2 separate regions of the Mus musculus genome follow, and region 1 is linked to region 2. Evidence: chromatin loops called from intact Hi-C (ENCODE). Cell type or tissue: left cerebral cortex. All regions are shown on one strand. Each heading gives the region's core, and the rest is flanking DNA. Links, peaks and the distances in the headings are about the cores only. Region 1 has its middle 8.0 kb from the start of Oprl1. Region 2 overlaps Gm29797 (predicted gene, 29797).

Region 1 (2,810 bases), core at 251-2,750, 47 kb before region 2:
ATTGGATTCCCTATCACTGAAGTTATAGACACTTGTAAGCTACCATATAGATGCTAGGAGCCAAACCTGAGTGTTCTGGAAGAGCAGCCAGTGCTCTTGACCACTAAACCATCTCTCCAGCTCCACAAAGGGAATATTTTTTAAGGTTTACTTTTAATTATGATATGTTTGTGTCTGTGTATAGGTATGTATACATGAGTGCAGGTGCTCTCAAAGTCAGAGGCTTCAGATTACCTAAAACTGGAGTTACAGACAGTTGTAAACCATTCAACCTGGGTGATGGGAACCAAACTCAGTTCCTCACATAAAGAAAAGTTTATGTTCTGAAACTCTCAGTCATCTCTCTAGTCTCCAGGAATTTTTTTAAGACAGGGTCTTATTTTGTAGCCCCGGCTGACCTGGAACTCAGGATCCACCCGCCTCTCCCTCCTAAGTACTGGAGTTAAAGGTGTCTGCCACCACACCTAGCAGAAATGGGAATTTTTAATATAACATGGGAGCTCTTTTCTCTCTACCCATAATAATATTTTCCTTAACAGGAAAGGTCAGAGAAAGGTAGATAAAAGAAAGGAGTTGTTCTAGAAATTTAACTTTAGTTTTGACACAACAAAATTATTTTAAAATTAATTTCTACTTATTTATTTTGGGGTTTCCTGGTGGTGGTGGTGGTGGTGGTGGTGGTGATGCATTTGTTTGTTTGTTTGTTTGTTTGTGACAAAGTCTCACTATATAGCCTTGGCTGGCCTAGAACTCCTATGAAAAACCAGGCTGGCTTCAAACCCACAGAGATCAGAGTGCCTCTGCCTGCTGAGTGCTGGGGTTAAAGTGCCAGCACTGGCCTGCTTTTTTCCCTACACCCTTTTATTAACACTTGCAAGTTCAATTAATATATTTACAAAGCATAAAGCCAGTTGGAATCTGGTTTTCTTCAACACTTCCTCCCTTCATTAAACTGATATGGAAGGAGTGCCCAGGGGAAAACAGACTGAATGCTAACAAATTACCAGAGGTCTGAAAACAAACAAAAAAGTGGTTGGAAACCAAAATGCTTTCAAAGCAAGCAAACAAAATGGGTAGCCTGGAGCAGCAGTTCTCTGCCTTCCTGATGCCGAGGCACCTCCCATACGATTATGTCATTGCTACTTCATAACTGTCATTTTGCTGCTGTTATGAATTGTAATATAACTATCTGATATAGTGGATAAGGGTCGTTGGATGTTGAGAACTTCTGAGTTAACTAGCTGTCACTAAGGAAAAGAGTTGTTTTTGGGCCGGGCAGTGGTGGCACATGCCTTTAATCCCAGCACTTGGGAGGCAGAGGCAGGCAGATTTCTGAGTTCGAGGCCAGTCTGGTCTACAAAGTGAGTTCCAGGACAGCCAGGGCTACACAGAGAAACCCTGTCTCGAAAAAACAAAAAACAAAACAAAAAAAAAAAAACAAAACAAAACAAACCCCCCCAAAAAAGTTGTTTTCTTTGGGGTTGCCACCCCTAAATGGTAGCCAGTAGATGGCAGTACACCCACATGAACATACTGGCAACACTGAGTGGACTTGGTGAGTTTTAAAAGGAGAGTGAGGAGTTAGAGGAAATAGGAGGTAGACTTATAAAAATTCATTATATGTGTATTAAATTCTCGAAAAATAAAAATATGGAAATCTTAAACCAAATGCTTTGAAAAAATCGAACAAGTAAGATCCTAAACAACCAATTCAGAATAAATAATAAATGAATTATTGGCCAAACCAAAGAAGCTCTGAGCCTCAGAAAGAACTCACCAAAATCTACCTGAAGAAATAATGTCAATGGTTTGGACACACAAAGGTTTCCACATTGGTACCTAGTTCTAAGGCAGGTGACTCTTCCCATCTTGGGGTCCCACATGTGGTACTGTAACCGCCCATGCAAAAGCTCAGCTCTAACCTCAAACGGAATGGGATGTAGTTTACACTGTATGAGCGACTAGGACTCAGGAGTACAGATTTATGTTGCCCAAAATTCCATGTCCCAACCAATAACAGTTTCGTGAAATTTCTATAGTAACAAAACCAAAAAAAAAAAAAAAAAAAGTCATAAATCAGGCACTTTTCAAATGATAGGAATATCACACAGGCAGTTACAGCAAAACAGGGAAACACCTCAGATGCTATCTTAATGGCAGTCTTAGCTTTAGGGTGGGTGGAAGTTAGTTGTCTGTTAATATTTTCCAAACGGTTTCACCTGTTAGTCACAAAGCTGTTCGGTCAGACACAGAGGTAACAAGGAATGACTATCAAGTTAGCCCAAGAGAACTTATGCTCTTCTGTACCTATAACCCACAACCTCTCGGTTGTTGACACTCTCATCAATTAATCAGCAGAAGGATCACTGGAAGGTGCTGTGCTTCAAGAGCCTTACAGTTTTCCAACCCCACAAAGGCAGAGGAAAAGTTATAGTCCCTTCCTAAAACATAATTTTCTCTTGCTCCCTGTGTGACCTTATTTCATCCCTCCATGGGAACTGGAAAACCCCTCACACACATGTCTCCCTAGCATAGGCCCTGGGAGGGTGAGAAGGTCCAGGACTCTGTCTTAAACAATGAAGCCATAGGAACAGTGGCATTCCCAATTGAGTATTATATATCCAGGAAGTCTGCTCTGAGGAGGTGGCCTGCTGGTGAGCCTCCCCAATTCTGTTTTTTCCGAGACCAGGACCTTCCTCCTAAACAGCCCGAGTCCAGCTGTCACCCCCAAAGACCTACACAGGGAAGAAGGAACCAGAAAAGGCTTCTTGGGGGTGCTTTGGAATGCAAATGTTTGGGAATTGGAAGAG
Region 2 (2,810 bases), core at 236-2,735:
AGGCCTCTGCTTTACCTCCAGTCCCAGGAGGCTGTAGTTTGTTTGATCTTTCCTCAGCTGAGGAACAGAAGGTGGGAATCAGGACACCCTGTTGTCTCCCTGCCTGCCACCTGTCCCATACCTGATTTCTCTAAACAGTAGGATGGGACAACAAGATGGGGAGTAGTTGTGAGTGAGGAGTAGCTGTGGGTGGGGAGTAGCTGAGGGATACTTACTATAACTGAAGTAATTTCCCAATAGGATCTAAAGTCAGGGCAAGGATAAGTACAGATTGCCTTGAAAAATGGGTCCATGGGAACTTCATGGAGGGCTGTCCATACTGCTGTTCTGGGCTCAGTGCCCAGGCTGTTACTAATCTTCTTCAGATCCCACTTGACCACTCTTTAGTTAAAGTTCCGCTGCCCTATGGCTTATATTTCAACAAAATCAGACCTTTTTCTCTACACTGGACATTGGCTATACCCTGGCATACCAATAGAGCTCATCAATATAAGTCCAAGTCCATAGCCATCACCTCTCTTCCACTGGTATTTCCCAGCACAAGATGACCAACCACTCAGGCCCTAGGGCCAGGACCCTGCAATGGCCCAGGCTTCCCTCAAACCCTCAAAACAGCTGACATATACATGTACACACTATGCACACATGGGGGAGAATCATTTTAGATCTGACTTTCCTGAAGGTCTTTGTACTTAGGCCCTCTCTGGTACACCCCACCTTGTACTTGTCTACACTGCCTCCTACCCCATAAAGAAGAATCAAAATGTTCTATATTTGTGCTCTATCATGGCTTGTAAGACCATTCGAAATCTGAATCAAAGAATAGAATGTATACTGATGTGCACAAAGCTCCATTTCCCTCCTGTACACTATACTCTGGGTCTAAACCTGACCCCAGCTCTTTCAGCACATGATTGTTGTATAATCAACAACAATCTCTCCATCTCTCAGCTTTCTCAACTGAAAAGAAACAAAAGGTCCCATTGGGCAGATCACACCTACACCTAGGAATGGAGGCATGAAGAACTTCAGTGCTATTTCTTGCTCTTGTAGATTGGACTGCCTTTTTTGTCCCTTGTCTGTCTGTCTGAAAGGTACAGAGAAAGATAATCTTTGAAGTTTTTGGGCTCCACATCCTATTATGAGGCAAGGACTGGGGCGGGAGGGGTGGTTGGGGGGGGTGAGGACATTGCCTCTTTCTGCTCAGGGATAGAACTGTGGCAGAGCAGACACCCAGGTTTATGTAGGTATTGGGGTCGGCCCAATTAGTTCAACAGACAAGTCTAGGGCAGTCTGTGGAGTCATCCCACCCCCATCCCACCCTGACCATCCCCCAGTGGCAGCAGGAAATGGCTTGGTCTAGTTTGTGGCCAGGGCAGCAAGGCTGGCTTCCTCTAAGTCCTGTTTCCTTTATCCGGTTGTTTTGCTCTGAATCCACCAAGCTCAGCCTTCCCCTCCTCTCCATTTCCACCCTCTCCTCCGGTCCAGAGTTGGGCAGGACGGATGCATGACGTTTTAAAATCCCTAACCAGGTTGTCGGGTGGGGGCAGGAGGCTTTGTTGCCTCCCACACTACTCGAGGACCGGGCCAACGTCTCACCCACGCCCCCTGCTGTATGAGGGAGATACAGCCATTGACACTGTGAAGTACAAGCCCCACCCTTACTGAAGTGCAGATCCCTGGATAGACCAGGGCCCATAACCAGTCAGGCAAAGACAAGAAGCATCAGATCACATCATTAGCTCCATTTATTGGGGCCTCAATGGATGTATACACATTCTGGACCTTTGAGTGCAGGCAATCTGAGCTGAGAGGGTGCTATCAAATCAGTTTGTTTCCAATCTTCTGTGATGAGTGGGAGAACAGGGACAGTGCTAGAATTCGCCGGTAGCCATGGCACTTAGTGCAAAGAGCTTTTCCCAGCAGGTGGCGACAGCGTATAGGGCACGTAGCAGGAGCCGCCTCCGACTGTTGCGCAGCTGTACCGCGTGCTTCCTTGGCTGCTGGATCTGCTAGTAGAGACCAGCTGTGAGTCAGTGCATACATATTCTGCACCCTTGCCTTCATCTCACAGCTCATGTTTAGCCACGAGGGAAGTGGGCTGTCATCAGGTCAGTTGGCCCTAATTGAGTCCAAAGCCTCAGGCAATTGGTATACCATAGCTCTTAGGGGAGGGGAGATTGAGGACGCATACCCTGTAGGATGTTCCGCAGTGTCTGCGCATCACTGCCTCGGTGCGCACTGCCACTGTCCATGCCGCTTTCTCTAATGCATTGTGGGGTACTCCAGCCACACTCCCAAGAAGGGTCTGACCCAAGGACTCAATAGACAGTAGGATGCTACTCTCCTAAGTTGGAAAGGAAGGAAAGCCAGAGCAGGGGAGGGACATGGGGGTGGGGCCTGAGGAGTAAACAAATAGTTGTTTGGGGGAACCTTCCCCATACCTTTTGGGCATCACAGGAGGTCCCTGGCTGTCCCTGACCTCCACCAGCTCCAGTCAGGTTTTTCTGAATGAAGCGGTGGTGTCGGGATCCTGGCTGTGTGTGTTGGACACCCAGCCCAGCCCACTGCATTGCAGTCTGCAAATCCTGGAAGATGACGGCTTGGTAGTGGCGGAGTACCTCCTGGACACTGCAAGACTGGGACCCAGGCCAGCCCAGGGCAGATCCAAGAAACGCCAGAAGCAGTGGTAGTATGTAAAAAGCAAGCTTTGGGCGCACCTGGAGAAGACACCAGGTTAGGGCTGAGAGCATAGGCCTCCCTACACAAGAAGTGGCCCCATAGGCACTCGGAGTGACCACAAAGGGTGT

The links. A loop is a pair of places that touch in the nucleus more often than their neighbours do. Peaks named below come from ENCODE experiments on the same cell type or tissue, not always from the same donor. Only the 100,000 strongest peaks of a DNase experiment are listed, where the experiment ranks them.
Region 1: it touches region 2 in a loop (3-fold over the local background); 12 of 42 quality-filtered maps call a loop at or near these places.

Annotation. Positions count from the first base shown.
Region 1 is chr2:181,705,575-181,708,384 of GRCm38, reverse strand. No RefSeq gene overlaps it. Among named protein-coding and RNA genes, the nearest start is that of Oprl1, 8.0 kb to the left of the region's middle. In left cerebral cortex, for the core only: a CTCF peak has its summit at 1,504 (motif pointing right); a DNase peak (open chromatin) is centred at 1,512.
Region 2 is chr2:181,658,530-181,661,339 of GRCm38, reverse strand. Gm29797 (predicted gene, 29797) reads right to left here. Exons shown (of 4, transcript NM_001377050.1): 2 at 2,445-2,720; 3 at 2,195-2,347; 4 at 1,731-2,012. The coding sequence ends at 1,875. Among named protein-coding and RNA genes, the nearest start is that of Gm25879, 2.4 kb to the left of the region's middle. In left cerebral cortex, for the core only: a CTCF peak has its summit at 1,634 (motif pointing left); DNase peaks (open chromatin) are centred at 1,607 and 1,928; H3K27ac peaks cover 983 bases.